Regions from separate parts of the Mus musculus genome. Here regions 2 and 3 are each linked to region 1. The links are chromatin loops, found by intact Hi-C in ENCODE. Cell type or tissue: heart. All regions are shown on one strand.

Region 1 (8,000 bases):
GCACAGGCCTGGCACAGCCAGTGAGGGCCAGAGCCAGGCCACACCTGCCTCTGCCTTCCACATTGATTACAGGTTCCGAATCTGTTTAGATCTATGTGGAAGACTAGGCGTGAGAGGGAGATTAGCCAAGAGTCAGGCAGGAAGACACGTGAGACCTCAGCTCATGGCAGGAAGGACACCACTGCCTGTTGGAGGGTTGCAGCTGCGCATATGTCTGCTATGAGGCACTGAGTGTGAGCACTCCATGCAGGCTTACCAGGGCCATGGAAGGGCCAGGGTTCTAGAAAGAAGCTCTAACTGCAGAGGTCTGAGGCCCCGGGCCTTTTCTTCTCTGTCACCAGCACACTCAGTGTTCATGGAGGAGACAGCAACACCCTGACTCCTCAGGCTCTGAGCTGTTGCTCTTCTGGTGGGTGAATGGCTGCTGGCTGAATGGGTGTGCACAGAATCGACCACCATGACACTCAATGTTCAGGAGGGTGGGCTGCTCGACAGAACAGAGAAGCACAGAGGGACACGTCCATGCTCATCATTCTCCCAGGAAATCCAAGTTTAAAAATCAAAGCGGGGCTGGTGAGATGGCTCAGTGGGTAAGAGCACCCGACTGCTCTTCCGAAGGTCCGAAGTTCAAATCCCAGCAACCACATGGTGGCTCACAACCACCTGTAATGAGATCTGATGCCCTCTTCTGGCGTATCTGAAGACAACTACAGTGTACTTGCATATAATAAATAAATAAATAAATCTTAAAAAAAAATCAAAGCATCAATGCCAAAGTCAGTTAACAAACCAAGAGGGTATCTGTGATGGGTGTGTGTGTGTGTGTGTGTGGGTGTGTGTGTGTATGTGTGTATAGATTCACCCTTCACCAGTAGTAGGTGACCTTCAAGAAGCTCTATAGCTGGAAATGATGTTACTTGACCATAATCTCAGGATTCAGGAGATGAAAGCAGAGTCAAGAGTTCAGAGTCAGTCCTGAATTCATAGTGAGTTTGAAGCCAGTCTGGGCTTCCTTGGAACCAAATAACCCTTATCCTAGAGACTGGCTTCAGTGGCTTGGTGTGACATGGACAGTGAGCCTTGTGGGAGACCACTGTAGGAATCTGGAAATGTCCAACATGCAGGGATAATTCCTTACACAAAGGTCCCTCCTGAAGACCAGAGGGAGGGTCAGGCTACAAGGGGCGCTTGAGTGTTGCTCCTCTGTTCAAATACCTCTCATGGCTCCCAGCTGCCTCCTGATGATGCTAAAGCCCAGTCCCCACCCTGTACCCCATTTCTCCACCTGAGGATTCCATACATTTTTTCCTGGTCCACCCTTGTCGCTCTCTACTCTCTGCCTTTTAACTCAACCCAGAGGCCACACCCCATGTGCACTTCCTGCCTCTCCCTCCTCTGTGCCCTACTATAACCACGATGTCACCCATAATTCCTGTTAAAGGATCTCTCTGAGGGGTACTGATCCATCCAGTGCTAACCCTGAGTCTGCACGCAGATGGGTCACACGATGGTCGGCTTGTGTGAAGGAGGGGACAGCTGGGAGCTCAGTCCACTAGTTTTCCTACAGCTGAGCCCTCAAGCCCAGGGAGGCTATGTTCACCTCAGGTTACAGCAGGGTTGGTACGACTTAAGTCAATGATGAAGGTTCTAGAAGGGTTTGTGGTCACATGAGGGATGAAACACACAATCCTAAAATATGCTTCTTCGATCACCATGCTTTCAGGTGCTCCCAGCACCCACCACTGGCCTCCTTCCCCACAGTCTGTGCCTCATGCAGGAACCTCTGAGTTCCTGGGCTCTACAGCCTGCTTCCAGCTCCTCTTCCATCAGAACTATAGAGAAACTCCACTAAATTCTCTACCCAATAGTAATCTCAGTTGGCCAGTCGGTCGCCTTCTGCAGCCATGAGCTGCAGCAGCCACCTGGCTCTAGACACCTATAATTTGGGAGATCAGTCTCCGAAGCCTTGCCCTAGGCTAGCCTAGCCACTTTCCTGAGGGTCTGTCAGTCCATTGCATCACGTTAAGTGCCAAGCCTGCACTGGCTAGGAACTGGAGCACGACTTAAGGGTTACAGCCATCGGAAGGGCTCCTGGCAGGGTCCAGTCCTTGCTGAAGGGATCCTCTGCCTCTCCAGTCAGCAAAGGCGCAGCACAGACCTGAGACAGCCTATGAACCCCGCCCAACAGCACCCCAGCCTCGCCAGGTATGCACCGGGCCGGGGGCGGACGCTGGAGCGCGGTCGGCTGGGCCCGCCAGAACAAGCTCAAGGACCGCGCGCACAAAGGCGCATTCCGCCGCACCCCTGCTCTCTGCCCCACGCTGTCCGCTTCCCGCCTGCCTCTCTGGGTCTCTCCCCGCCTTCGCTGGGGGTGTGTCGCGATCAGGGTCCTCTCCTCCCCGCCCTACCCCCAACTCGGGCGCCCTACCCGGCGGGCGGCGCGCAGGCGCGGGCTTGTCTGACCCCCGTGCTGGAATCTGCTTGCGGGCCCCGTCCCACCCCCCTACTCCATTCTGTCCCGAGGGAGTCAGCGGCCACGAGGGACCTGGGTGGCTCAGGAGTCCTGCCACATAGTTTTTCCGTTCCCTGGGAAACTTCCTACACCCAGTAGGCCCTTTTAGGACCCCTTCTCCCGGGTTGAGAGTTCCTTCCTTGTGTCCTTCTCACCCCCAACCTAGGAGGCAAAGGACCCCGTGGAGTTCCTATTCTGAGTTTCCGCAGCAGACGCTCTACTTGAACGAACATGGCAAGACTCTCGCACTCGGTGGCCAGGTAGACACTGGCGGTAAGGACTGACCAGGAGTGACAACACCAACCCGAGGCAGGTAGCCCACAGAAGCAGCGAGGCTCACCTCGGCTCAGTCCTCCAAGGCTCTAAGCAATGCCAGATGGCTTCCGTGGCTCGACTAGAAAAGCGTAGTGAGGCCACTTGGAAGGATGGAGTAAGTCCAAAGCCCACTCCAACCACCACAAGTGTGGAAACAGGATATTCATTACTGTCATTCTATCCAGTAAATGGGGAAACTGAGGCAAGTGATCTCTCCAGATGGCTGCGCATCTCAGGAGCTCCCATAACCTCTGGAGACCACCTCTGGTGGACTCCGGAACTAGCCCATCCCCTTGGGTTCTGAGACGCTGCCCTTGTCTTCCTGGGCTTAGAGGGTGCCTCTCCTTCCCTCTAGTCGATCCCATGTCCCAGGATTAGTTGTTGAGAGAGATTGGAGATAGGCAAACTACCACCCAGCTCACAGCGACCACGAGAGAAACCGTACTAGAAGAGTCTCGGATTTCCTTGTCTGGCTGCAGCCCTGACCGGCATCAGGCTGCACATTGGGTAGTAAGGAGTCAATCACTGCTGGTGCTAGAACTCCAAGATAGAGCCAGAACTCTAGGAGCCAGAGTTCGAGAGCCTGGGGAGTCGAGACTAGCCCCGCCTCCATCTTGCGCCTGGGCCGGGCTGGCAGGGTTTGGGCGTGGCCCGCTAGCTGGAGTTGGCCGGGATCAAAGGGCGGAAAGCGGGCCTCCGCCCACACCCACTGAGACAGGAATCTGTGGCCCAGGGGGACAGAATCTTCAGCCACATTCCGGGTGCCCGGGGCCCAGCAAGGCAAGGGTGGGGCGGAGCTGGAGTGCCAAGACTGGCATCACGGAGCGTGGGAAAGACTGCGCTACCAGCACTCAGCTCCAGCTGCCTGGGAGGCAGGCGGTAACTTTTGCCAGATCCAGGCGGTGGCCTTGCCCAATCTGGCTGCCCTGGATGGCATTAGGCAGGAGGGTCAAAGGGGGTCCACACTGCCAATCCAATTCCTGCCTGTTGTACTGGCTCTGGGCTGGTAGGGCCACAGTGGGGAGGGGGCACTGTTAGGTGGGCATTCTACAGTTGCATCAGGCAGCAGGGGTTCTTTATAGGAGTCGATGGAGTTTTGCAAACTCTCCTCCCGCTGAGTAATAGGAACCTGCCTGTAAACAGCAGCCCTGAAGCCCCTGTACTGGCTGAGGATAGACCCCTGGTCCCAGGGTCCAATTATTGCTTCCTCACACCACCATCAACCTCAAGGTCAAGTAACATTCCTGGAGTCATGCAGCAAGCTGGACGCAAGCTAGACACAAGCTGGTTCAGGGTAAACTTGGAAAATTCTGAGGCCCAAGTCTTCCAGCCCTAAGTGTCAGGACCAATGATGTCCCTTTCTCTGGCACGTGTCCTCAGTGGGAGAATGGCATCACAATACTACCTCCCTGAGTCGTCATGATGATGTGAGGTCCCAGCCAACACTCTGCCTCCGGAGCCCTCTCTGGCTCCAAGAACATGGTCTCCCACCTTATCTGTGGAGCTGGGTGCCCCCTGGTGGCCGCAGTGTTGACTTAGGTTTTAGGCTAGCTTTCCCAGCCTATGTCCGCGTGCCAGAGGAGGCCAGCTGGTCTCATCACTGCTCGTCTGGGAGAACGTACTCAGCTTGGACCTTCGGGTGACCATGCTGAAGGAGGTGTGGGTCAGGCTGAGGTGTTTGGTCCTAGACTCCGTTTTCTATGACACAAAACTTGGGAAACCCACAGTGACCTAGCATAGGGGTTCTGGGACTAGACATTTATAGCCATCTATATGGTTTGGGACATGAATACGTGGGTAAGGCTTTGGTGACTAATGCATAAGAGCATGCACCTGTGCCTGTCTGTCTACACTTAGTCTGACACTCTCTTGCTCCCAGAGCCCAGAGCATCATGATAAAGCAACTGAGCAGCTGCTGAGGAGGTTCGGGAGAGGTGGCTCCGTAGGGGCTCCTGTGGTTTGCTCCCAGAAACTGCGACAATGACACATTCATCAGGTATTGTCCCATCGTGACATGGAAATAAAACCTTTTGCATAGATTGGTAGATAGAGGCACAAACCATTTGGTAAAGTGGCTGCAATTCACTGCCCTCTTGGCTTTCTCTAGTGGCTGTTTTGTAGCCCTCACCTGGCATCTTTGGCAGAGATGGATTCCCCTACTCAGTGAGTGAGGGACTCTGAGGAGGTTGGCCTAGAAGAAGGAAAGAGGTTTGTGTGCATCTGGGGTGGGGGTGGGGGGAATCCCATCTCTTCCTGATCTTACCCTCCCTAGCCCAGCAGGCCCAGGGTAGAAGTTGTTGGGACCACAACGAAGCCTCCTGAAACTCCCCTGCAATGTGCTCAGAGGGTCCCTATGAGTCCAGTGGTTTGATAGGCAGAACTGGGTTCCCAGAAGGGAGGGAGTCGGGGCTGGTCCTATGGAGTGGTTAGGGGTAAAGAAGTTAGATTTAGTCTTACTCCACCTGAGTGCTTATGAGGCTCATCTTTCCTAGGGAGGGGACAGACAGAGAGGGGATCAATCGGGAATCTCGCCTCTTCTTGGTCTTGCCCTCTTCTCCCCTTGTCACAGATCTGTGCAAGTCATCAAGTCTCCAGTGTCACGAATAACTGGTTTCTGTGCAAAACTCTATGTTGGGAGGGCTGCATCTGGGTGAGAATGCATTACACCTGGATTTCTGAATCTGCAAATTGAGAACAATAGCAATCCGTACTTCACCCGGTTATTTTGCAAATACAACATAGGCGAAGGCTTGGTGCGCTCCTAGCATTTCTGCCTGGACATCAGGCTGCGGTCCGCCAGACGCGCATGTGCGGGAACCTCAGGAAGTCAGAGCGGGTCACTCAGGTTCGCTCTAGACAGCGAAGGCGGAGACGAAATTCTGCCCTTTACCTGCTGAGGCTCGCTCAGGGGTTGTGGACTCCCCCGCTGACGCCTGGGCAAGCCCCAGCGTGCTCCACTCTCCGTAGGGTATGGGTGGGAGTGGGCTCTTGGCCCTAGGCTGCCGGACGGCCAAGAGCTTACCCAGGAGGCGGAGGAGAAGGGGGGTAACCTAGCTCAAGGACCAGAGGCATGTGGAGCAGGTCGTGGAGCAGATTGTGACATTCCCAGCGAGAAGAGACTGGCCTGTAAGCTCCAGCTCAAAGGGCCGCGTAGGGGCTGGGGGCGTGGGGGTTGATACACTCTGGATCCCAGCCAGAAGGAGCAGCAAGTTTTAGGATCCCGGATGAGCAGGAAAGTCTCCCGAACGGCGGAGGCTGGGGGAGTCTTTTTTTTATCTGCAAGAAAAATCGCTATCCATGTGTGTGTGTGTGGTGGGGGCGCAGGACTGTGGGAACTTTCAGAGGTGATCCCACGGAAGAGTTGATAGCAGAGCACTGACAGTGCTGGGGACAGAAGCAAGCCTTGGAAGCTGGTTGAGCAGGTGTCACACACACCCATTTGTGCTCCCCATCCTGAGGCCGAGCAGACTTGGGAAAGTGGGCTGGAGCCAGGCAAGGAGCCCTCCGCTAATCTATGAGCATGTGCAAGGACTGTCATAGCCACCAGGTGGCAGGCTGCCAGGCCACTGTTGGAAACCTAAACAGATTATGTCTTAGGTCTGTCTGTCTGTCGTTCCGCACTACACCACCTCTTCCGGGTAGCAGCCTCATGGGGTCACAAATGAGGACAGAGAGAGCTTATCAGACTTGGTAAGGTGGTGTGGTGTGGCTGGTTAGGAGAGCAACTAATGAAAGGTCCTGCATATTGTGGTCATCAGGCTGGACTGCGCCAGAAAGACCTTCCTCCTTCAAAGTTCAGAGTTTACTCAGAATGTTTCCACCAAAGGCTTGAACTTGAGCTGAGCTCAGAGTGCCCATGGCAGGGTCTCTTGGATTCACCTTTCAAGTGTGTGATGTTGGGGTCAAGAGAAGCTGAGACCCCTGTGTCACTCTTACACCCACTGGGCCGACGATCTGGTGTTGGTGGGGGTCTCAGTGAAGACTGCGTGTCTAGAGGAAGCTGAGGTGAAGTTACTTTGAATCAGCAGAGCTTCCAGGGAGTGCTGGGTGTGGGCGCGGGCCAACAAACAGGGCTTGGTGGACAAGGAGCTGTCAGTTCAAGAGCTGGCTAAGGGCTGTGTTCATTCACGTACAGGGCTGCCGAATGGCTGAACTTCAACCAGACCTGGAGCACCTTGTGAGATGATACCCGAGAGGAAGAAGGTGGGACGAGACGGTGACCCAGGCTGCCCCTCCATACCTACATGAGGGTGGGCAGGCAGGGTGTGTGACCTCTCATACCCCAGTCACATCCTCTCAGGAGTATGGCATGGCTGTTCTGGTGTCACATGAGGGAGGGACAGTCACATATGGTGTCTTCACAGTTCTTTATCTTCCCCTCTAGGGACGCAGGAGCTACTGGGCTGGAGGGCTCCTTCTTTTCCTTCTCTGGTGTTTTCTTTGTATCTTTGCCCCCCAGGATTTGGTGAAGGTGGATAGAAAGTTGCCCAGAAGGCAGACATGGTCGCTCATGGCTTTAGTCCCGGGACTAGGGAGGTAGAGGTGGGTAGATCTCTGTGAGTTCGAGGCTAATCTGGTTGGTCTATACAGTGATTTCTGGGATAGCCAGGGCTATATAGTGAGATCCTGTCTTTTAAAAAAAAGTTATTCATAGGATGCATTTGAGATAAATGGCAAACATCTCCCCTTTCCCCATAGCTGGGGGGTGGGAGACTGAAGGGGTGCTATGGGGGTGGTGGCAGGCAGCTGGGGGCTGAGTGTCTCCTCAGCTGATCTCCTAGGAACACAGTCACCACTGTCTTCATCTTGTGCCTGTGTGAAATGCTTAAATCCCCCCAATTTGTAGAAACACAGCCCCCCTTTTTTATAAGCCTCATATATTCTCATCATTGATATATATCAATATATACAACATATATATAGGCAGGTGGTGAGTGTTCCCAGGTTGTTCAACCCTTTGTTCCCAGGAGATGGTGGTAGCCTAAGAAGCTGCCAGGTCCGGACCAAAGAAGAGCTGGCCAGTGGTTAGCCCAGAAAGAGGTGACATGAGACCAGAGCTCTAGGATCTGAGCAGGGGTTGTGGGTATCAGCCAATTAAGGGTCTTTGGGGACTGAACTCTGAGAGGCTACATCCCCCAGAAAGACCTGGAAAGCTTCAGGGACCCCATTGAGC
Region 2 (8,000 bases), 270 kb before region 1:
TGCCCTCGCTTCAGAGCCATGCTATACTGCACACCTTAAACACGAAGCGCCCTGAAAAGCACAAAGACTTGAGTTCTTGTCTACTGTGCCAAGGAACTCCTGATACACCCTTATGGAACTCTCTGCCGCTTAGGCTTCTTTGCAATACTATACACTTCCCTCACCTGACCTGCTCATTCCTACAGGCCTCTCAGGTTGCTGGAGGCCCAAGTCTACTCCAGTTGAGAGACGTGGATCTGGGCTCGAGGGGCTGGAAGTATGAGGAAGACAGGGGCCTTAAGGGTGGAAGACAACAGGGGAAAGTGAGTTTCTGCCCTTCACCCATACATCTCTTCCAGGTCCTCTGCAGGTCTGGTTGGACACCAAAGATACCCTCACCCCTCCTAGTAGGAAACTAATACCGAAGGTGGGCTTCTTCTACTCCATACTGTGGTCACCTCAAACACTATGGCCTCCACCTATTGAAATTCCAGAATCACCCAACAATACACACTACACTATACTACACTACACTGCAGACCACTTACTGGACTATCCAGCTTGTTCCTGCAGTGTAGGTGCCAAAGATGAACCCAGGCTAGACCAGGACACTGCTGAGACCTTTGTGACCTTGTTAAGTCCAAAGGGTTTTGAATGGCCAGTAGCATAGGGAAGGCAAAGCTGAGAGCTGCCTGGCTCTACAAGGGTTTCCAGAAAGCCCTTTCCACTGTCACCCTCAAATCCCATTAGAGCACTGGGTCACCCAGGGCACTCCTGTTCAGGGAAAAGGTGTCTGGGACCACGCTGAGCAGCTACAGAGCTCACCCACAAGGGTGCACTTCTGGGGACAGGGTGGGGTTGCAGGAAGTGAAAATGGAATAGATCAGGAATCCACACAACTCCCTCCCGAAACAGCTCAAAAAGGGAACCAAAGCAGCTCCCACTGATTCACCCTCTGAACTGCGGCCAGCCCCACCTACGCCATGTTCCTGCTGACCCCGACAGCCAGGACCTCACCCCAGGCCAGAACCACTACAGAACCAGGCGACAGGAACTTTACGGATCCTGAAGTTGGATGTAGGCCTGAAACTGCACCCCTCAAAGGGTAGTGGGCACCACTGCCTGCAGCAGCAGGAAAAGCAGTGCCCTGCATCAGGCCTGGGGTTGAGGCTCTCACTGTACACCCCTCTATCACACATCAGCAGACAAAAACACAGGACTTCCAAAGATCAGGTTTATTAAAGGCACTGAGGGTTCCCGAGAGCCCTGCTGTCCGGGGGTAAGGCCTGGCATGTGCCTGGGCGGGCAGGGAGAGTTTCCACAACCTGTAAGAAAGAGAGACAAATGTGAGCGCAAAGTTTTGTTATTTACTCTATTAGGGATGACTCTGTCCTGTAAACTGGTGGACTGGGTGGGATTGGAGATGGGGCTATACCTCGGTCTACTTGAAAGTGTGGCTCTCAGCTCCACCTCGCCCAAAGCCTGCCAAAGATAAAAAGAGGATAAGATAAAAAATAAGGATACTGACATGTTGGGAAAGGAGGCCGGCACTGGGAGGCCCGTTAGGGAAGAAGTCCGGCAACATACCTTTGGGCCCAAACATGGCGGAGTAGCAGGGATGATTGCAGTAGGGCTTGCCTTCATGCTACAAGGAAAAGAACAGTAGGGTTTACCTTCACCCCAACTCCTATAGCTCCTCCCTCTGCCCCCTAACGGCCCCTTACCTCAGCATGACCCCCAGAGGTCAGTGTCTTTCCACATTTCTCACACTTCAGGCAGGGACGATGCCAGTCCTTGCCTAGTGAAGTCACTCGCTCAGCTGCAGAAGCACAGATCCACTGTGAGACACTGGAGTCCCTGCAACCCCTCTTCAGCTGCACAGACACCCACACTTCATTCTTTCAATGTGGCAGCCCACCCTGTGTCCCCAGAGACCACTGTGCTCCAGAGAGGGTTAGGGGCAACTATGGTGCTCTCAAGCCAATCCCACCTCACAAACCAGAAGGGTCACCTTTTTGGTGGGATATTTTCTTTTAGGTTGTTTTTTGTTTTTGTTTTGAGACAGGGTTTTCCTGTGTAGCCCTGGCTGTCCTGGAACTCACTCCGTAGATCAGGCTGATCTTGAACTCACAGAGATGCTCCTGTCTCTGCCTCCCCGGACTAAAGCACTGGGACTAAAGGCGTGGGCTACCTGGCCACCCACCCATCCCGGCTCATTGGTGGGACACTTTTAAGTGTCACCATAGGGATATGACCCCCGAGGGCTTGTAGAGCTGGAGAGGAGGAGGCCTTCAGACTTGAGAGTGGAGGAGAACAAGTCTGGAGGATCTAAGGTTAGGTAAACCCAGTTAAAGTCCTCTGACCTCTGCACTAAACCTGGGCACACCCTTCTCCTCAGCAGGGGCAAGGGGACCTCTTAGTCACGCACTATCTCATAGAAGCCCTAGGGCGCGCAAACAGCAAGAAAACGAGCACCCGAGATCGAACCCCCCGGACGTGGTTTTGGGCGTCTGTTTCTACTTAGCATTGGGAGGGGCCACCCTAGTCCCGCGTTCCTTCCTATCCAGCAGGGACCCCGCCCAAGGCGCACAGACAGAAGGCGGGAGAGACAGCAGGATCCAGAGGCCAGGGTCACAGAGAAGGGGAGACCCACAAGCATGGGAGTCACAGAGACCTGGAGACCCAGAGACAAGGAAGCCAGAAGACCGACCCAGAAACATAAGAGCGAGTAGGCACAGATGTCGGTTCTGTTTAACACCAAATTGTCCCACCCTCAAGCCGCGGGCAAGATCTATGGGTTCTATCCCAGGCGATGCCCTGGACTCTAGACAGCCAGGTCCACCTGAACAGCCCAATATTGTCCGCCTCTGGACCACGCTTCCGCGTACCGCCTGCAGTACGCCCGCGGGCATGTGGAGAGAGGTTGGGATACCCAAGCGTGCTCACCGAAATACACCTCCTTGTCGCACTTGGGGCACTTCGGCATGGCGGTACCTGGTCCTGCACAAGTGGCTGCAGCTAGAAGGAAGTAGGTTGCAGGCTCTGGACTGGGTGGCGCCCGCCTGGTCCGCGCTTTTCAGGGACCCCGTGGCCCTGCCCTTTAAGGCCCCGCCCCCGCCCCACCCCCTCAGTCCGGGACTTGGACCCCTGGGAACGCTGATCCAGGCCGACTGGCCAAGAATGGTCATCTGGTTCATACTCGCCTCCGGCAAGATAAACTGGCCAAGGGCCATGCAGGGGTGCGGAGTCTTCCCGGGACCCTCTAAGCCCAGCGGCTCCTGCGGACCCAGGCCCCGCCCCCTGCCTGGGGCAGGGCAAGTCTCCGGTCTTGAATAGGGGTCGTTGAGTCCTCCCCTCGAAGGACCAAGAGCTCTGTCTAGCCTAGCGTTTTTTGCACCTGCAACGGCTAGCTGGAGACCGGGTAAGCACAGGAAACTTCTAAAGTGCAGATAAAGTGGGACGTGGTGTGTTTGCTTGTCCTACTAAAACTGGTGAGGCCAATCTGGTCTCTAGGGTGAGACCCTGTTTCAAAACACACGTGCGCATGTGAACACACACACAAATAAAGCGCAGAGAGACACAAATTAGCATTCAAGGATTCTGCACATATTTTGATGCTTCTTCGGAAAGAGTTGAGGACATTCAGAGTCTCAGCCTTGTAGCCCAACTCCTTCCAGCCTTTCCCAGATCTAACCCACGCAGACGCCAGGAGGTCCACTCTGGCTAGCCGCATGTGAACACCCTGACCTTTGGCAGCTGACTGGACTGCAGCCACAACTTCACCGGGGAACTCAGAAGAGGGGACTCCCATCCAGAAAAGCCCATCCTGCCACAGGAACTACAGACTCTAAGCTTGAGGACCTAACAACCTGAGGTTGGAGACTAGAGGTCAAGACAAGGAATTCGGGTGAGGCCATGCCCAGGCTGTTTCCCTGGTGCCTCGAGGCACAATTGATGAGTAGTCCTTATCTCTGGGAGAAGTGCCCAGAGCTCAGCGGTCCAAGTCCACTGCCCAGCTAAGGAGGAGGCTGAGCCGTGGTTGGTACCAGGTAGAGAACAGACTAAGCCTACAGTAAATATGGAGGGCTGGGAGGTTTCTACTGGCCTGAGCTTCAGAGTAGTTTGTAGGCTTAGTGGGGGTTAGGGGTTGGGGCTCTCTGATCGTTGCCTAGCAAGCTGACGATGCAGTTGCTGATAGCCGGACATTAAGTTCTCACTGTTCAGCCCTGACTGACACTCCTGTCCACACCCACCCATTTATCTGTCTCCAGACCTAGCTCTGGGCAAGGATCAGTCAGGGGTATTTCCATCTCCCTGGCCACTGCTGGGGTAGGGAGTCAGAACTCTCAGATGGGATTAGTGTTGCACCATGGGTCAGGGACTACCCACAGTTGCAAACGCAGCCCCTCTGGAACACTACCTTCCTCCTAGGGACCCTAACCTGAGGGTACAGCTCTGTCCCAAACTGGAGCTCCACAAATGCCCAGCTCTACAAAGACATTCTGAAGCTCTTCACTACCAGCTGGGGGCTCCAGAGCAGGGGTGAACACAAGCCCTACAAGGATAGACTTCCATCTTCTAGCCTATCATTACCTAAGACCCACCTAGAGGCCTGGATTGGCATCCCTGAGTGGTTTCTGGACTTAAGGCTGACTTTGCTCCCCCATCCACACCCCCAGGCCATTTCTTGTAATCTTTCAGTCTTTCTGTTAAAAAAAAAAAAAGGACATATTTCTATAGCTCCTGACTTAGTCTACAAAGGAGAGGGGAGGGGGAGAAGCATCCTATGGGCAGAGGTTCCGGAAGGGGAGATCTGAGCAAAGCCCTTGGTGATATAAGGAGAGGCCAGAGAAGTCCAGGACCATCCGGAAGGGTGGTGTCCCTACCAACACAGATCCCTGGGGCCTGACCACACACAAAGCACACTACCTCACTGTCCGTGGAAGAAGCCAACTGCTGCCTGCCAGGGGTGTGCACTGGGTGGAGGCACAAGGCACCTGGCAGACTGCTTCCTCTCTTCTCTGGGGTGTGTGTGTGTGTGTGTGTGTGTGTGTGTGTGTGTGTGTGTGTGTGTGTGTGTAGCAGAGGCTGAATGCTCGGATGCACATGCATATGCTAGGACCTGCAGGCATACCTGTGGGATGCATATCCTTTGGGGTGGCTCAACCTCCTGTGAGTGGTCTCTCTCTCAAAGCAAATAGCTATGTTTCTACGTATCTGCACTCAGGGATCTTGTTTTGGTTTGGTTTGGTTTGGTTTTTCCTGACAGGTTTCACTGTGTAGCCCTGGCTGTCTTGGAACTCACTCTGTAGACCAGGCTGGCCTCAAACTCAGGGACCCACCTGCCTCTCATTCCTAAGTGCTGGGATTAAAGGTGTATGCCACCACTACCTAGCTAACTTCCTACCTCTCACCCAAGAGACATGTGCTAAGTAAGGCAGGTGGGTCAATAACCCGGTCCACGTTCCTTCCATCCATTGCCCCTCCCAGAGATAGGTCCTCCTCCCATCCCTAAGTCTAGCCCCAACCCCAAGCCACAGGAACCTTCTTGGCCTTCCAGAATGTTGTTTCCTGTTGCCATGGTCACGGGAGGGGTGCCAAGGCAGGGGCCAAGGGCTGATACCTTCTTTGTTGGTACACAGCAGTTTTTTTCCAGACATTCCATTCAGACGTATCCACTTAAAGACACAAAGACATAATACAAGCTGTGGCATGGCTTCATAGGCCTGTGATGGGCTAGAACCATGCCAGAGACTGAGGCTACAAGAGCCTGATCTACAGAGCCAGACCTTGTCAAGAAATAAAGAAAAGGAAGAATGGAAGGAAGGAAGAATGGGAGGAAGGAAGAGAGGGAGAGAAAAAAGAGGAAAAGAGAAAAAAGTCGGGGATGGTGATGAAGAGACGGTAACACCATCTTGTTTGCTTAGCTCACAGCCCTTCACTCCCTCAAAAGTCACATCTGCCTTGGAAACGCTCGAGCCTGCTCTTAGCCTGAGAGCTCTTTTTCAGTACTTGAGGTGGAAGCAAGAAGATTCAAAGCTAACCTGAGCTACATAGATTATTTAAGGTCAGCCTGGGCTAAATGAGACTGACTCAAAAAATAACAAGAACAACAACAGGGCGGGCAGTCGGCTGGGGTTGGGGGTTGGGGAAGAAACTCTTCCGAAGCTTCCATAGTGCCTGCAAATGCCCCGCCCGCCCGCCAGCCCGCTGCTGCTACTGCGCCTCTAGTCAGACCTCTAGCCTTAGCCCTCTCAGGCGAGGCACAGCTGGTGTCAAAGCCCGGCCAGCCTTCCTGAGGACCAACCCTACACTCTCACCTGCCTCTCTTATCCCAGGCTATCCCTGGAGGAGGACGACTGACCAGGACTCCTGGGCTAAGTGAAGGCCTGCTGTGCTCTGCACAAGCACTCAAAGGGCACACGGTGATCTCTCCACTGCTTGTGCCAGGACAGCATAGAGACTATGGGGGAGGGGAGGCCACAGAACCATGATCTATCTGCTCAAGCCTTCTCTGTACACACCCATGCGCCCTCCACTGGCTGGGGAGCCACACCCCGAGGCCAGCCAGAGAAGGTAGGTAGGGCTGATGACCACTGAGGAATCTCAGAACCCACTCCCACTAGGAAAACTCAGCCGCTCAGGGAAGGGAGGGCCTCTGCAGTGTTGCAAAAACGACCTTTATCTACTAGCTCTCCTGGTACCTGGCTGAGGGTGTGGTCACGTGTGGAGATGTCCATCTAAGGGGTGGAGGTCATCTGAGCCTGCCCTATGTCCTCTGCTCTCTCTCAGGTACATATGCTGCCATACACACGTTAGAGAACATGCTGAGCCCAGACACACACAGCACAGGCCTCCTTAGGGCCCACCCTCCTCCTCCTCCTCCTCCCCCTCCTCCCCCCTCAGACCAGTGGAAGACATTTACAAGTTCCCAGGGCCTATTTTCAGCAGCTTGTCTCCAGGGACCCCCCCCCCCCCCCGTCTGGCACAAGATCTGGCCTTAGGGTAGGTCTGCAGGGATGGTTGACCACAGTCAGAAGGCATTGAACATTGCTTCACAGACAGGTTCCTCCACCCTTCAGGCCTTATGCCTCAGGCTTAGGCGGACAGCAATTAGATTCCTCCTTTTCCAGAAGTACACATCATAGCCAGGAAGGGAGCCATAGACAGTGGAAACAGGGTCCTTAGCCACCCTTCTCTCAGTAAGACTGCATTCTCTACCGGGGACCTATTATCTGGTCAGATGGGGTACCCTGCCCCCTGCCTTCCCTGAGGCCTGCCCTGTGCCCAGTGTCTGCTTCCTGGAACCAAAGCCCAGGAAGAACCGCCTGGAATTCCAGTCTCTCCAAACCAGCAGCTGATGGCCTGGAGCCCACCCCCGCAGTCAGTCTGGCCTGGGAAAAAGGGCTGCCCACACCTGGCACCCTGGGCTCCGGCCAGCCCGAACTGTACCCGCTCAATAGCCAGAGCACTAGCACATGGTGATCCTTTTGATACCCTGCCCACAGGCTTCAGCCAGCAGCCAGTGAGCAGGGCCAACCATGTCAGATCTAGAGATAAATGGGATCTGCTTGAGGAAGACTCGGGCAGAAGGGTTCCCAGGGCCGATGCAGGAGAAGCAAGGCTAGGCAGGAGGGAGGATGCTAGGGTGTTGGCCAGATGATCAAAGATTAAGGTATGTGGGGAGAAGGAGCCATAGGCTGGGCACCCCATAAAGAAGTCCAACTGAGTATACTGGTAAACAGAGAGGAGATCAGAAGGCCTGGTTGGAGAGTGCAGCAAGGCTAGATAGGTGGGTGGTGGTCGCGTGGAAGGGCGCGTCAGGGGAACTCCTGCAACTAAACTGTGTAGAGCAGCCTGGGCTGCGTCTCCTTGTGAGGTTCTGGACTCGGCAGAACTTGGAATGGAGTGAGATGGTCTGTTGGCATCTAGAGTCATCTCTGAGTCTAGCTGTTTATTTGGGAGATAGAAAAGCTCAGGGCACTCTCCCATAAGGGTGGATGCCAGACAAAGGCTTCTTA
Region 3 (8,000 bases), 79 kb before region 1:
AGGCCTGAGGTGGTGAGTTGTGGGGGCCAGGCCTGAGGTGGTGAGTTGTGGGGCCAGGCCTGAGGTGGTGAGTTGTGGGGGCCAGGCCTGAGGTGGTGAGTTGTGGGGGCCAGGCCTGAGGTGGTGAGTTGTGGGGGCCAGGCCTGAGGTGGTGAGTTGTGGCGGCTGCAGATGAGTGGATGGTCAGACAGGTAGGAAGTGATTGTGACGGAAAGACTGCACGATGCTTTGGGATTGTGTATGGGGATATGGAACCAGGCTCAAAGGCCCTTCCCAGAAGTGAGATCACAACTGTGGTAGGGGAGAACAGTTTTAGTATGTTTGTACGTTTTTATACAGCAGGACTTGCCTGTGGCATGGAGAGAGTACAGGGTGAGGGGTGGGAGGTGGGAGCTCAGGAAAAAGAACCAAGTGCCCTGGGAGGAGAAGTGGGAGGAGGCCTGCTCCCCAGCTGTGCCTTGTCTGCCCAGGAGCCAGCAGGAGGAAAGGTCTGGAAAATGGAGCAAGGGCCGGGAAGGCTGGAGCGCTCTTGTAAGGTAGTTAGATGAGTTGCTCACTACCACGGATAGAGTTAGAACACAGGGGTGTAGGGAGGTGGACAGTGCTGAGTGAGGACAGTCCGTAGGAGATAGGTGAGTAGCAAAGTGTGTGTGTGTGTGTGTGTGTGTGTGTGTGTGTGTGTGTGTGTCCTGAAATGTGGGACCTGGGTTGGGGAGAGCCGGGTGTTGAGGAGGAAGGGCCCAGTAGGGGGCAGCCGTGAAATGGGCAGGATGCTTCTGAGCTGAGGTCATAGCCTTGTGTGTGTCTATGAGCAGCACTAGTGTGAAGCTCAAGGAGCACTGGGTCTGGATGACCCCACTGTGCATGCAATTAGTCCATCTCTGCCTGCTTTTTCTGACTGGGGTTATCACAACAGAATCCTCCTGCCTGGGGTCTTCTCAGAGTGCAGAGCAGTGCCTCAGATAGCCTCCTGGGAAAAACTAGTCCTTACCACACTGGACCTTAGAAGAGGGAATTAGGAAATGAGGGAATCCATTGGATCCTGGATTCTAGACTGAGACTCTGTGTGGTATGCACACTTGAGTGCTGAGCAGACAGGATAGCTTATATCTCCCAGCCTCCTCTGCCTTCTGTCTTCCTGCCAGGAGGAGGGAGGTGCAGGGGACACTACATGTATGGTACACTATCCAAGTGTCTTGCCAGCCCCCTAAACTGAGGAACCTAGTACTTCATGGTTGCCACCATCCTCTGCAAACTGAGGATCACTGGGGCAATACAGTAGCAGTCAGCAAGGTTCCTGTAAACCTAGACATGTGAGGCTTGGCAGAGCGTGTTTCTGTCTTTAGAGGGAACTGGGCCACAGAATGAGAAGTTGCAGCCGTGCAAGGCTGTGAGGCACTGTTCCCACTTGGAGCTGTTCCCTCCTGAGCTATTGTACCCATTGAGAAGCCTGTCCAGCCTGCCCTGGACCTGGGTTCTCTGATCAGGTGCTTTGTCCTCTGTACACTACTGAGCAGGAGTGGAACAAGCCCTGTGTGGGGTGGGGTTGGGGCACTCCTTTTATACATAGTTAGAAGGTGGAGACTGAGGTTTGGCCACATCCTTTGCCCAGATACCTGTCTAGGACCAGGGGATGGATACACCTTGACAGTGTGAGAGAATACATGGAATGGGCATGGATCTAGCTGGATATATCTTTGCCTCTGTAATACCTCTAGATGGTAGGTACCCTACAAGAAACTCCAGAGACCAGGGAAGCAGGGCCTCAATGGTGTTAGTGAGGAAGTGGAGTAGTGGGGTACGTGCATCTTAGGATACCTGTTAGACCCAGAATTTCTCTCTGGCCTCCCTTCTAAGAGGTGTAGAGCAGGAGTTAAGTAAAGGGAGACTGTTTGGTACCTCATGGAGATTGCTTCCTGCATGATGGATAGCCTGGGTTCTAATTGCTCTCTTCTCAGCATAGAGCAGTAGAGCTCTGGGTGCTCAAGTGTGCACACCAGACAGGGTCCCAATCTAAAACCAATGGACTCCCTCTTTCTCTCTTTCCCTTTTCCAAGGCCAACTCAGGAGCTGTGGACAATGGACTTTTAGGCAGTAGCTGGAACTGGGTCTAGGGTGGTTTCTTGGGAGTCCTTCCAGTCTAGTGAGCCAAGCCTGGGCCAGCCCCTGGAAGACCTTGACTTTAGTGAAGAGATCCATCAGCCCCTAAACCCTATGGATTGCTATAACCTTAATTTGCTGTAGGCCCCCAACCCTGCAGCCCCACAGCCCCCTCCTCTGGGCCTATGCCAGAATCCTACCTAAGTCAGTGTAGCGGGGAGTGTCTGACTTCCTTAGCCCAAGTCTTAGGGTGTAACCCAAATCTTGGGCCTCTCTTGGGCACAGAAGAAACTTTGTGCTCGCTGGGACAAAACACCTGCTTGGCTTTTCCCCACCCAGTCTAGCCCATTTCAGTGACTGCTGGGGTGGGAGGCACCAAGGAAGCCTCCGCACGCACCCCAGAGTGAGGGGTGGCTGTACCCAGGTGACATACGTACACAATACAGGTTAGTGTTGCATATGGCTATGGTGCTGTCTGTTGAGGGTGCCCCCACTTTCACCTGTTGGGGCTTCCTTCCTGTCCTATTCTCTGCACCTCCTGAAGCTTGTGTGGCCCTCTGCACCCGCATCTGCATCCTCCAAGGGTGCAGGGGCCCATCCATGGGCAACAAACAGGCTAACTCAAAAAAGCCCTGTATAGCCCTGCCTGGGAGCACCCTAGAGGAGGTAGCGTGCTCCCAAGTTCCTAGAAACCTGCTTATCCCTGTCAGTGCTGGGGTTTTCATATGACCTATAAGGTGGTGTGCCTTATCCCGGAGGCAAGCGAGCAGGAATCTAGTCACTCATGAGAGTGTACACTTAAAACAGTAGCTGCTTGAGCCTCCCCTGGTGGTCTAGGCCTAGATGGAGTTTAATATTCAGTACCATTGCTTTGTGAGTCAGACCAGAGCCCACAGCTAACAAGCTTTTTTTAGCTTATACTGCCCTGGACCACTAAACACTGGGGGTGGGGTGGGCGTGGGGGTGACAGCTAGGCAGAAATGGGGAAGGCACAGTGAAATGAAGAAGGCAGACCCTGGCACTGAACCTCAGAGGTACAGGACTTACTGATACATCAGTTATTTGCAGTGAATTGATGTGATTGGCCACAAGCCTGGGCTTGCACCCTCTGGTGGCTGTGTGCAGTACTACTTTCTGAAGGCCCTTCACTCTTAACAGTCAGCACAGATCAAGGGTGCGGTCACTGCTTGGGCAGTGCAGCAGACTGGCCCCATCACTGCCTCACCCCTACCCTGCAGTCCCATAAATAGGGGGTACCCCGAACCAGCCAAGCTTAGTGGGAGGACTGGCGAAGATATGAGCTAGCACACAGCTCCCAGAGCAACAACACATGTTCAAGGCTTTTTTTTGTCCTCAGGTTGTTGCCCTACAGTCAGCACCCTCCAACACAGTGGTTTTCAACCTGTGGACAGAACTTTGGGGGTGAGACGACCCTTTCACAAGGGTCACCTGAGACCATCGGCAAATACAGATATTCATGATTCATAATTATAAAATTTACATAATTACAAAGTTACAACTATGTAGTATCAATGACTATAATGTCTGTCTGGGGGTCACCACAACATGAGAAATTGTATTAAAGGGTTGCAGCATGGGGAAGGTTGAGACCCAGTTCTCTAACCCTTATCTCTACCCTGTCACAGGACTCAGCCACTCTGCAAAAAGTACCCTTGCCTCTTAGGGGACATTGAGGTATCAAGTCAGCTTTAGGTACAATGGTTGGGGGGGGGGTGTCTCCATTCAGTGGAGAGTAAGCTCTGCAGATAAGGATCTCCAGCCCATTGTGGGTTTTAGGAAGGATTCTTGGATAGGGGGCTAAGCCCCCAACATGTTCCTGAGCTCTACCTAGTGAGGTAGGCCATGTCTCCTTGGTGGTCAGAGCCTGTGTCCGTACCCTGAGCCTGAAGGGCTGACTGACATCCCTAGGGTGCCTGAGCTGGAGCAGGTTGGCAATGGGTGGGGCTACACTTGGCACCTGAAGCCTCCCCAGGCCTTCAAAGTGGCCGTGGGCAGTGTTAATGGGCAGACTTTATGGTTTTCCTGTTGGGAGAGGAACCTAGCTCAGGGGAACTATTGTCCCCAAACAATGGGCCTGGCTAAGACCCATGAGAGCAGTGGCCCCAAACTGGTGAGACCCGTCTCAACCATCACCCACTTTTTAAATCCTCAACTTGACCTTGGATCCAGCTTGTCCTGAGCCTCATCCTGCCATACTCTCCTTCCTGCTGACCCTGGCCGGGGAGGAGCAAAGAGGAACTCCAAGCATCTCCAGGAGCTTTAGTGCATAATGCACCTTGTGCCCCAGCCCAACTCGAAGGCGGCAGAATAGAGAGGGTGTTAGCAGAGGCACCTGGGCAGCAAAGCTGAGCGCCCATGCTAGCCCTGCTGCTTAGGTGGAGGCCTGGCAGGCCCAGAGGCCCCAGCTTAGTCCAAGGTTGAAGTCTGGAGAGAAGGCCAAGTTAAACTTGGTGAGCTGAGGGCAGATAGACCTCCTGTTCCCAGCACAGTAGAAGTGAGGCTGTGCTAGACAGCCAGGCAGCAACTTGGTAGAGTAGCATGCCAGCCTTCCTCTGGGAATAACAGAATGGGCTGGAGAGCTGGGAGGTGCCCTCCACAAGCTCGGTGTGGGGTGGAGAAGGCAAGGGCTGCTTCCAAGTAAGGATCTGGACAGGGGCTCATAGAGATGTGGAGAAATGGGTTCTAGTACAGTTATGTTTAGGGGCTTACAAGGTGGACAGGGTTCTCTGAACAGAAAGATCCAGGATGTCTGGGTGATGGAGGCCCGTGCCTCTAATTCCAGCACTTGGGAGGCAGAGGCAGATGGATCTTATGAGTTCAAGACCAGCCTGGTCTACACAGCAAGTTCCAGAACAGCCAAGGCTACACGGAAAAACCATCTTGAAAGTAAATAAATAAAATAAATATCTAGGATGATGAGGTGGAATCAGGCTTACCAGCCCATGGGGGCTTCTGGGGATGTTCCTGGCAAATGTGCAAACTTTACCAGCTCATTGACAGTGACTCAGAATGAGAACTTGGAGTGAGCATTGTCACAAGCTCAGGCTGTACACAGCCATATTCAGGCCAGACGGGACACAGGTGTTACACCCCTTCCATCGTGCTTTGCTTTCTTTGGACTTTTTTAAGTTTTAGATTTATTTTATGTGAATGTTTTGCCTGCACACATGAATGTGTACCACATGCATACTCAGTGCTTGCAAAGATCAGAAGAGGGTATCCGATCCCTAGAACAAGAATTGCAGGTCGCTGTGAACCATCGTGTGGGTTCAGGGGAGTGAATCTGGCTCACTCTGCAAGAGCAAGTGCTCTCAACCTTGAGCCATCTCTCCAGCCTGTTGCTGTGATTTTAAAATGCTGAGCAAACCCACCTTGGGGGGAAGAAAAAGGTTCTTTTGGCTTACACATCCTGGTCACAGTCCATCATTGAAGGAAATCAGGGCAGGAACCGTGGAGGACCGCTGCTCACCATCCTGCTCTCCAAGGCTTGCTCAGCTTGCTTCCTTAGATAGCCCAGCACAGCTTTCCCAGATGGCATGGCCTGCAGTGAGCTGTGCCCTCCCACATCAAACAGCAAGAAGATGCCATGTAGACATACCCACAGGCCAAACGTGGGGACAATTCCTCAGTTAACATTGCTTCTTCCTAGGTGACTGGTTGTGTCAAGTTAGCAACCATCACACCTTCTCCACTGGCTCAGCAGGCAGAGGCAGGAAGCCCTAAGAGCTGGTTTGCAGCTCGTATAAATAAGGAACTTTGTGGTGAACACAAGGCCTCTGCAAAGGAGAGCAAGTTTCTTTCCCCTGTAGACAAAAAGCCCACTCAAACATCCTGTCTTTCCCCAGTTTGCCACCAGCCTTCTGGATGTTGGGGCCAAGGGCCTCTCCTCCCCAACTCCAGCTCCCATTTTTACACACAATCTTACAATACTGAGCTATGCTAAGCAAAGGGTGCACCTCAGTGAAGGAGGAGGGGCAGTCTGCCAGGAGCAGCATACCTTGGGCTACTGTTAACAGTCCACTAATGCTCAGAGATAAGCCCAGGGAATGGGAGCGCTCAGAGTGGAAAGGGCTGGGAGAGACATCCTGAGGCCCTAGAGTGGGAGTTATGTAGGAGTTACACTGGGACATCTTCCTAGAGCCAGGCCAAAACAGGGCACAAAAGTCTTACCCAGAAGAGACAGGTCTCATACTTGGGATTCAGGAGGCAGAAGAGAGCACGTGAAGGTAAGGCTGATGGAGCTGTAGGGTGTAGTGGGGTGTGGGCAGGACCCCATGACAAGGAATGGCAAGGGTCTCTGTGGGTAGAGTGGGACAGACCAGTGGAGGTAAGCTCACGGCCCAGAAGCAGAGGTGTACCCTGCCTTGAGGGCCTTAGAGAAGCCAGTCTGTTGTGAGACCTAGTGGCCAGGCACACGTGCTGTGAAGGTAGGCAGGAGGACATGGGGCCAAGGCGTCCTCATGCTGGGCAACGGGTGAGTCACCACTGACCCGACGTCCTGGCGCCAAGGTGGGGGAGCCGGCCACTTTTATGGCAGGAAGCCATGAAGGCTGATAAAGGGCAGGGTTGGAAGCCAAGGGCTTCCCACTTCCTGCAGACTGAGTAGTAGGGCCAGGAGACCTGTGGGCATCTGCTTTTACAGATCCAGGTGTCTACAGCCTGGCCTGGCTGTCTCACAAAATAGGACACATTTTGTTCTATGACTTGTCTCGCTGGACCTTTGAATAGTGTGACAAGAGAGGAGCCAGTAGGTGCAAGGTATCTCAAACAGCTGCCAGGAGAAGGGTCCTAATCAGGGGCAGTGTTGAAGTGGCTAATGCTGGGCCAAGGAGGCAAAGAAGAGTGTGACAGGTGTATCAAACTAACCAGGCTACATCAGGACCGCACAGGTACCCAGGAGATGGGTCACTCACTGGAAGGGCACAGTAACCCAGTCTTTGCTGTGACTCCAGATGATGTCTACTGAACCCCACCCAAAAGTCCTGTCTATGCCAGCCTCTCAGTACTGCCCAATGAGTTCAGCCCTTCCTTTCTCAGCACTACCCAGTCTGCCCACTGACAGAGCCACAGAGGGATTACTTAGCCTGATCCTTGCATCACCAGGGCCAAACATCCAGCACTGTCTTCCAGGCACCATATCTTAAAGTCACTCCCACCCAGCTTCTGGGGCTCCGAGGCAGGTGGTCACCACAAGGCTGGGGAAGCCGCCTCCCAGGGCTGCCAACATAATGGCTTCAAACAATACAAAAAGTAGAGCAGGTGGGCTAAGAGTGTCTCATTACACCCCCTAGCACTCCAACATCCTTGTGCCATTCCTGTGTGTTGCCCTTTCCCCCCAGCACTGCCTCCTCCTTGGCCCCAGTCTCCTGCTGCTGCTGCTGCAGCAGCATCTTTTCTCTGCATCTGGTGGTCAGGACACGTTTCTTGCTTCCTTCCACTAGAGCTGAGTTAGAGCCTTCTCAGGTCTCAGCAGACTCTGAGGGTCCCTGTGTCCACTGCATCATGCTCTCTCTCTTTTTTTTTTTTTTTTTTTTTTTTTTTTTTGTGGAGGAGTAAAGCAGCCAGTGGGCCCGAACTTGTTAGGGGAGGGACTGCTTGCTAGTGGAGGGGAAGCAGGAAATGCTGCGAGCTGGGCATTGCCAAGGGAAGCAGCCCCATCTCTGTCCCGTCTGCCTGGGGTCTGCCAAGACTCCAAATTAGCCATCTCATTCCATCCAGGAATGGAGATCTGTCCCCGTTTCCCCACATTTATAGCCTTTGCCCCCACAGCTGCCATCTCTGTCCCTCCCCAATGGCTCTGTCATTCTGGGACAGCTGAGCTCTTCCTGACAACTACAGCAGATGCCTGCCACGTATTCTAATCACAGCTCTGTGGGCTC

Evidence for each region. A loop is a pair of places that touch in the nucleus more often than their neighbours do. Peaks named below come from ENCODE experiments on the same cell type or tissue, not always from the same donor. Only the 100,000 strongest peaks of a DNase experiment are listed, where the experiment ranks them.
Region 2: a loop joins it to region 1, with 3 times the contacts of the local background. A loop is called at or near these places in 2 of 42 quality-filtered maps.
Region 3: it touches region 1 in a loop (6-fold over the local background); 19 of 42 quality-filtered maps call a loop at or near these places.

What each region holds. Positions count from the first base shown.
Region 1 is chr12:112,872,097-112,880,096 of GRCm38, reverse strand. 1700127F24Rik (a long non-coding RNA gene) reads left to right here and starts at 4,271. Exons shown (of 6, transcript XR_873068.2): 1 at 4,271-4,484; 2 at 4,707-4,823; 3 at 4,935-5,035; 4 at 5,397-5,953; 5 at 6,963-7,030; 6 at 7,212-8,000. In heart, CTCF peaks have their summits at 689 (motif pointing left), 4,339 (motif pointing left) and 6,368 (motif pointing right); DNase peaks (open chromatin) are centred at 2,376, 3,506, 4,336, 6,406 and 3 weaker places; H3K4me3 peaks cover 3,090 bases; H3K27ac peaks cover 1,585 bases; H3K27me3 peaks cover 7,693 bases.
Region 2 is chr12:113,147,079-113,155,078 of GRCm38, reverse strand. Gm30599 reads right to left here. Exons shown (of 2, transcript XM_006516447.4): 2 at 6,961-8,000. The coding sequence ends at 7,219. It overlaps Crip1 (cysteine-rich protein 1 (intestinal)), which reads right to left and starts at 3,067. Exons shown (of 5, transcript NM_007763.3): 1 at 2,926-3,067; 2 at 1,704-1,798; 3 at 1,567-1,624; 4 at 1,415-1,461; 5 at 1,200-1,304. The coding sequence starts at 2,965. The coding sequence ends at 1,421. In heart, a CTCF peak has its summit at 6,528 (motif pointing left); DNase peaks (open chromatin) are centred at 2,528, 3,118, 6,508, 7,398 and 8 weaker places; H3K4me3 peaks cover 3,019 bases; H3K27ac peaks cover 3,669 bases.
Region 3 is chr12:112,951,247-112,959,246 of GRCm38, reverse strand. It overlaps Gm26583 (a long non-coding RNA gene), which reads left to right and starts at 4,958. Exons shown (of 2, transcript XR_381995.2): 1 at 4,958-8,000. It also overlaps a transcript of Brf1 not described here. In heart, CTCF peaks have their summits at 773 (motif pointing right) and 3,222 (motif pointing left); DNase peaks (open chromatin) are centred at 757, 3,226 and 6,616; H3K27ac peaks cover 3,004 bases.